3 separate regions of the Mus musculus genome follow, and all the other regions are linked to region 1. Evidence: chromatin loops called from intact Hi-C (ENCODE). Cell type or tissue: left cerebral cortex. All regions are shown on one strand.

The links. A loop is a pair of places that touch in the nucleus more often than their neighbours do. Peaks named below come from ENCODE experiments on the same cell type or tissue, not always from the same donor. Only the 100,000 strongest peaks of a DNase experiment are listed, where the experiment ranks them.
Region 2: it touches region 1 in a loop (2.7-fold over the local background); 2 of 42 quality-filtered maps call a loop at or near these places.
Region 3: it touches region 1 in a loop (4-fold over the local background); 8 of 42 quality-filtered maps call a loop at or near these places.

What each region holds. Positions count from the first base shown.
Region 1 is chr13:100,056,764-100,059,263 of GRCm38, reverse strand. Bdp1 (B double prime 1, subunit of RNA polymerase III transcription initiation factor IIIB) reads left to right here. Exons shown (of 39, transcript NM_001081061.1): 19 at 319-538. Among named protein-coding and RNA genes, the nearest start is that of Mccc2, 42 kb to the right of the region's middle. In left cerebral cortex, no CTCF peak of the experiment used is centred here; a DNase peak (open chromatin) is centred at 1,365.
Region 2 is chr13:100,702,495-100,704,994 of GRCm38, reverse strand. Cdk7 (cyclin-dependent kinase 7) reads left to right here. Exons shown (of 12, transcript NM_009874.3): 11 at 457-604; 12 at 1,489-2,500. The coding sequence ends at 1,517. Among named protein-coding and RNA genes, the nearest start is that of Cdk7, 27 kb to the left of the region's middle. In left cerebral cortex, a CTCF peak has its summit at 1,250 (motif pointing right); no DNase peak of the experiment used is centred here.
Region 3 is chr13:100,633,649-100,636,148 of GRCm38, reverse strand. It overlaps Rad17 (RAD17 checkpoint clamp loader component), which reads left to right. Exons shown (of 17, transcript NM_001044371.2): 6 at 2,150-2,286. Among named protein-coding and RNA genes, the nearest start is that of Rad17, 16 kb to the left of the region's middle. In left cerebral cortex, no CTCF peak of the experiment used is centred here; no DNase peak of the experiment used is centred here.

The DNA.
Region 1 (2,500 bases):
GCCTGGATTGTTCAACTCGGTGTTTTTCAGAATTTAATGAATAGTTCCATTTTTGTCTTCTTAAAAATTAGAATTAAGCAGATATGATGGTACATACCCACAGTCCCCATAATTGTTAGGTGGAGGCAAAAGAGTGAAGGAGAATTGAAGGCCGGCCTGGCTTATGAGAGCATATTCCAACCCAGCCTAGGTTATATAGGAAGACCCTGTGTAAAAACAAAACAAAAGCAATTAGAAGGTTACTGCCAGTCTCTAAGTTCCACTCACTTTCAAACTTCAGCACTTTCTGATCATGTTTATTAATGCTTTTTCCAAAAGCAAACCTCTTCCTCAAGAACAGCAGCCACTTCAAGTTAAACCAGCTCCCTTTCTGAGAAGTCGATTCAAAAAACCAAAACCAAACCTGTCAAGAGCAGCTTTAAAGAGAGCAACCATAGAAGCAGAGCACTGTGTGCCTGGGAAGAAATCCGAAGCCTGCAAAGTGGAGGCCGCCATGCTACAGCAGGACAGTGACCAAGCTGCTCTCTCTCCTCAACATGTGAGTGAGGATTAAGGTGGAGGTTAGGTTTGGGGAGTTTTTCTTGTTATTATGGTTATTAAACCATTGCAAGTTCTTGTAATTTTTACCATGGATGGTGTTCTATGCTTACCGTCATCATTCCATATAGTTTATGTTAACTATCTGGTGTCTGGTAGGCAGGTGTGGGTACATGTGTTCAGGATGGCAGCTAAGATATTTTAGACTCTACTTGACATTTGGTTATGTCACCACAGCCAAGTAATGTAACAGGTTCCTCTCTAGGAAAAATGGGAATAACATCGCTTTATTCCATTCTGTTACTAAGGTAACATGACAAATGAAGTGCTAGGCATGAGTTGAAGGAAATACTTTGTCTCATTAACTGTGTTTATAACAAGTTAAGATTGTATGTTAGAATTTAAACAGAATTAAAATTGAAACGTTAATATTAAAATCAGTGGTTCTTTGTTTCCTTTTTGTCCTTGTAGTCCTAGGAACCTTGCAGATGTTGGGACAGCTTTCTGTCATTGAGCTAGATCCTCGCCTTCTTTTTTTTTGGGGGGGGGAGGGGGGAGTTTCGAGACAGGGTTTCTCTGTGTTAGCCCCGGCTGTCCTGGAACTCACTCTGTAGACCAGGCTGGCCTCGAACTCAGAAATCCACCTGCCTCTGCCTCCCAAGTGCTGGGATTAAAGCTCAGCTTGATCCTCAGCCTTCTTAACTTATAAGCTCTCTCGAGTTTGCCCAGGCTGGTTTGAGCTAACCTAGGGTTTTAAGACAAGCTCTCTCGAGTTTGCCCAGGCTGGTCTGAGCTAACCTAGGGTTTTAAGACAAGCTCTCTCGAGTTTGCCCAGGCTGGTCTGAGCTAACCTGGGGAGACCTTGAACTTGTGTTCTTCCTGCCTCCCAAGCAACTGGGTCACAGCTCTACACGCCCGGCCGCGCTTAAGTGAATGTGTTGTGTTTTTTAACATTTAGTTGTTTTTGTAGGATCTGCCTGCATGTTTGTCTGAACACCAAAGAGGGCATCAGATTTCACTACTATAGATTGTTGTGAGCCACCATGTGGTTGTTGGGAACTCCCGACTTCAGGAAGAGTATCCAGTGCTCTTAACTGTTGAGCCCATCTCTCCAGCCCCAAACTGAATTTATTTTAAAGTACCCTTTACAATTAAAATTCATATTTTGCATTTTAGAATAATTTTCTTGTTTTGTACTTCCTCCAACTTTGTAAAGTTAAGCTACTTTTTCTGTTTTATGTGTATGGGTGTTTAGCCATATGTACAGTACCCACAGAAGCTAGAAAGGGTCCTCAGATCCCCTGGGGTTGGATTTTTACAGGTGGTTGTGAGCCACCACATGCTTGCTGGGAATAGATGCCGAGTCTCTGGAAGAGCAGCCAGTGTACTTAATGGCTGAGCCATCTCACCTGTCTGATAGAAAAACTGCTTTTATGAAATACTTTTTGTTACAAAATCTTTAATTTTAAGAATTATGTCTAGCCGGGCGTTGTGGCACACACCTTTAATTCCAGCACTTGGGAGGCAGAGGCAGGAGGATTTATGAGTTCAAGGCCAGCCTGGTCTACAAAGTGAGTTCTAGGACAGCCAGGGCTACACAGAGAAACCCTGTCTTGAAAAACCAAAAAAAATTAAAAAAATAAAAATTATGTCTGTAGTTCAAAACAAGAGAACCCCATATCCTGTTTCTTTCTCCTCCCTAATTAATGTGGCAATTGTGACTATATACATGTAGATGTATATAAGCGTTACACGCCACAATGCCATCATCCCTTAGCAGCTGATATTTCCATTTCATACAGTATTTTAAACCTCTTTTGGGCTTAGGACAAAGAAGAAACTTCTTAAAGTGGTTATATGCTGGAATATATAAGGTTAAGCTTGGGCGTGGTGCAGCGTGCGCTTTGTAGTTGTAGCTATTCAAGAGGATGAAGCACAAAGTGAGACCCTGTATCTTCATTGT
Region 2 (2,500 bases), 650 kb before region 1:
CACTCCCCTACCCACCCACTCCCCCTTTTTGGCCCTGGCGTTCCCCTGTACTGGGGCATACAAAGTTTGCGTGTCCAATGGGCCTCTCTTTCCAGTGATGGCCGACTAGGCCATCTTTTGATACATATGCAGCTAGAGTCAAGAGCTCCGGGGTACTGGTTAGTTCATAATGTTGTTCCACCTATAGGGTTGCAGATCCCTTTAGCTCCTTGGGTTCTTTCTCTAGCTCCTCCATTGGGAAGATTTTCTTTCCTACATACAGTACAGGCATGTAAAGCATTCCTTTTGAGCTGAGCATGGTCGTACATGGCTGTAACCCCAGCACTCAGAAACAAGTAGGAGGATTGCTACAAGTACTTGCCAAGTTACAAACCAACCAGGGCCACACAGTTAGACCTGTCTCAAAATAAAAACAAAAGAATAAAACTTTACTTTGGGTTCCTTGTCTTTGAAAAGGCATTGAAGACCAAGTACTTCAGTAACCGCCCCGGGCCAACACCTGGATGCCAGCTCCCGCGACCAAACTGTCCGGTGGAGGCATTAAAGGAACCGGCGAATCCAACCGTGGCAACAAAGCGGAAAAGAGCAGAGGCCTTAGAACAAGGTAAAGATCTCCATTGATAAAAACAAACAGAAATGAAATGACTTCAGAAAGCTCTAAATAGCTCATACATAGCTAGCAACTGGAAGCCAGTTAAGAAAGTGGAGCTGTTTAAACCCTATGAACTAGAATGCTCCTGTCTCCCTTAGCTGAGGACACTTGAGGCTCTTTTGAGTATGCCTGAGAGTCCTAAGAGCTGTCCATGTGTGCCTTCTACCCTGCACCCCCAACAAGTCGTTTATTTTTTTCCAAATAAACTTTTGTGAATGAATGTGTGTCATATAGATGTGGAGGCCAGAAGAGGGCTTCAGACCCCTGCTGCCGGCACTCAGGTGGCTGTCAGGGACATTCGTCTAGGGACCAAACTTGTCTTCTCTGCAAGAGCAGAAGTCTCTTCATCACTGAGCCAACTTTTCCCCCCTTGGATATACGGTCTCACTGTGTATCCCTGACTCGCCTGGAACGCAGTAGTTAGATGAATCTGGCCTTTTTGAACTTTGCCTCTTGAATGCTAGAATTAAGTACATGTTCAGCACACCCAGATGGCTTTGTTTTTAACTGTATTATTTTGAAATTTTTTGTTACTTTTATGTGTATGAATATTTTATTTGCATGTATGTCTGTACCACATGTGTGCAGTCTCTGTGAAGGCCAGAAGAGGGCATCAGATTCCTGGGACTGGAGTTACAGATGCTTCATGCTGCTGTGTGGCTGTTGGCAGTTGAGCCCAGGTCCTCTGGGAGAGCAGTGAGTGCTCTTAACTGCCAAGCCAGCTCTCCTGCCCTCTGCCCAGCGGTTCTTACTCTGTGTTAATGGTTAGCAATGCCTGTAAGTTAGATAATGCTCTGGAGTACAGTGAGTGAACAACCTTTCTGTTTTACTTTCAGGAATATTGCCCAAGAAGCTCATTTTTTAGTTGCAGCGAACAATGGACAGTTTCACTGCTGAAATAAATGATCCAAAGGCAAATAATGGAAAAAATAGTGAATATTAAATGCTATAAGAGAGAACTTGTAAATATTCTACAGATGTAAAATATGTAAAACTACGGGTTATTTTTATTAAATGTATTTTACAATAAATATTTGTGATTTATGATTAGAGTACAAGGATAACTGCAGTCTCTAAAATGTAATTGACAGTGCATTGGGAGAGGCTTGGCATGCGATTCCTGGTTATTCTGCAGCTCTGGGTGATCTGCCACTTTAAGATCATTAGGTATAGTATTGAAAACAGAAAACAATACTGTTAGCAGTTTTGCAAGAGCTTTAGCCTACTTACTACCCAGAGTAAGCCCTGAAAAGATGGCCCTGACGCCTCCCTGATGTCCTGTCATCTCGAACTCACTACGCTCCTCCTGCACGCACAGCCAGGACCTTGGCACTGCTCATCCCATTCCTTTGACCCTCCCCCAAGGAAGAGGCCTCGGGGAGATTTGTGTTTGTCTTCCATGGTTTTGTACTGCTATCTTCAAAGAGTTCCATCTCACCTTATGGCAGCCTATGCCTTTGATCCTAGCATGTATGGAAGTGGATCTCTAAGTTTGAGGACAGCCTGGTCTACATAGTGAGCTCCAGGCCAGCCAGAGCTACGCAGTAAGGTCCTCTCTCAAAAAGCATAAATAAACAAAATAATCCTACTATAGCTCATACTATTGCTTTCTGTTTTTTACTTAGAAACTTTCTTTCCATATTAATAGATCTAAATTGAGTTGATTTAATTACCATATGATAATATAGTACATAAATAGTGTAATTTACCTGTGCTTTGTTTATGGACTATTATTTTTTTATTGCTGTATAAATTTTATCATGAACATGGCACGAATCGCCAGGCATAGTGGTGGTTTGTCCCTGTCCAAACTCGGGAGGTAGAGGCAGTTGGATCTCTCTGAATTCA
Region 3 (2,500 bases), 580 kb before region 1:
ATGGAGGCATGACTTTATCCCAGCACTTAAGAGGTCTCTCAGTTCTAGGCCAGATGAGTCTCTGTAGTGCAGGGCAGCTGCAGCTCTGTAGTAGGACCCTGTCTCAAATATTAACAACCACCCCCTCCCCCCAAAAAAGTTGGAATTTAGAGAGAGCTTTAACCCTTAAAAAATGATAATACCAAGTTCAAACTTTTATACTATAGCTTTACAGATAGGCTTATATATTTTAACACTGTCATCTTAGCTTTCATTCTTTACTGATGATGTGGTGTCTAAACTGGGAGTGGCCAAAGCTCCTAAGCATCTTACAATAGGAGCTATGTAGAAGGACAACTTTTATTTTAATGTTAACTATTCCTCCGATTCTCTGGGCTCAGCCAGTGTTGCTGATACATAATCTTTAATCGCTGAGACAGAGGCAGGAGACCTCAGTGAGGTCAAGGCCACCTTGGTTTATATAGTCAGTTACAGGCCAAGTAGGGCTATGTAGTGAGACTCTTATCTCTAAAAACAAATCAAAAAACTCAAACAAAAATTTGAGGCTGGCGAGATGGCTCAGAGGTTAAGAGCACCAACTGCTCTTCCGAAGGTCCCGAGTTCAAATCCCAGCAACCACATGGTGGCTCACAACCATCCATAATGAAATCTGATGCCCTTTTCTGGAGTATCTGAGGACAGCTACAGCGTACTTACATATAATAAATAAATAAATCTTTAAAAAAAATTTAATTCCGGGGCTGGTGAGATGGCTCAGCGGGTAAGAGTACCGTCTGCTCTTCCGAGGGTCCTGAGTTCAAATCCCAGCAACCACATGGTGGCTCACAACCATCTGTAGTGAGACCTGATGCCCTCTTCTGGCACATCTAAAGACAGCTACAGTGTACTTATGTATAATAATAAATCTTTCTTTTAAAAAAAATTAATTCCAGTAATGAAGCTAGTTGGGCACAGATTTAATCACAGGACTCAGGAAGCAGAGGCAGGAGGATCTTTTCTGGGTCGAGGCCAGCTTGATCTACATCGTAAATTCCAGGACAACCAGGGCTACATCATTTCTCGTAAAGCAAAACAAAAATTCAGTAGCGATATCCTAATCTGAAGATGGCATTCCATCTCCATTCCTTCCTCCCATCTTCTGTGACCTTCCCTGAGCCTTGAAGGGGGTGAGAAGAATGTTCTGTTTATAGCTGCACATTCAAGAATCCCTTTAAATCACTTTAACCAGCTATGCGACTCTAGTTCCACTGCATACCGAGGGCTTCTCTAACAAGTTGGTAGCTGTACTAATTTGTGGGTATAAACATAATTATTTAGACTATAATTTGATGGAGATATCATAGCCCTTTAGCAAAACAATAGCTGTAGCTTCTCCATTATGGTCTGTGACTTCCCCTAGCAATGGGCTTTTGGCTCGGTTTATATTCCTTTGTATTATTGTAATAAATGAGTAATACTTTGAATTAGTTGTATTCTTTTCTGTACAGCAGACCACAAATCCAACTATGAAGCAGTTAGTGCCCCTAAAACAGACTCACCGCTATTATCCTAGTGAATACTTTTTGCCTAAGTGGTGTAGCACATAGGGTCCATAACTGAGTAAGACTTGATGACAGTTCTCCCACCACACCCTGCATAGTAACTTCTGCCGTTGTTATGCAAGCTAGCCAGCAGGAAGGAAACTTATCTTGGTTCCTGTGTGATGTGTCTATGGTCTATGACCAAAGCAATTAATAGCTTTTTTATTTTATTTTTTTAAGAATGGGTTTTATTCTTATCTTTATTTTTAGGTCCCCTCAAAGAACAGCAGCAAGTGTGTTTAACTGCTGAGCCATCGCTCCACCCCAATAGCTACATTTTTTTTTTTTTTTCCTGGAATTTGCTCTGTAGACCAGACTGGCCTCAAAGTCATCTGCCTCTGCCTCCCAACTCAATTAACTTCATGTTACTTTCATTGGTGTAGAAGAAAATTACTATTGTCCATTATGATACTACTCTTTGAAATGATATTTTATTTTACATTAAGACCACTTCAAATAATTTTAAGATAGTCCAGTATTGAAAGTTATATCATATATGTGAATTTGTTGTACATTTAATATTAATGTATATGATTTGAAAATAAAGTGATAAATATATTTCCTTTCAGAATCAAACTTCTCTGTAGTTCCATACCAATCTCAGATAGCAGTCTTCAATGACTTTCTATTAAGAGCCACCAAGTACAGCAAACTGCAGATGCTTGGAGACGATCTGACAACTGATAAGAAGATCATTCTGGTGGAAGTAAGGACGACTTCTAAAATCTTGCTAGAGCTGTTGTGTGAACAACTGTGAGATGCAGGAATAGTGGTAGTCTTTTGATAGCAGAGACCTGAAGACTCTTTGAGTAAACATAAACAGAATAGCATAGATAAAGTAGATATGCTGTATGCTAGCATAATTCTCAGCTGCAACACCATCTATATAGAAAAGCAAATGAAGTCTGTGGGAAGTTAAC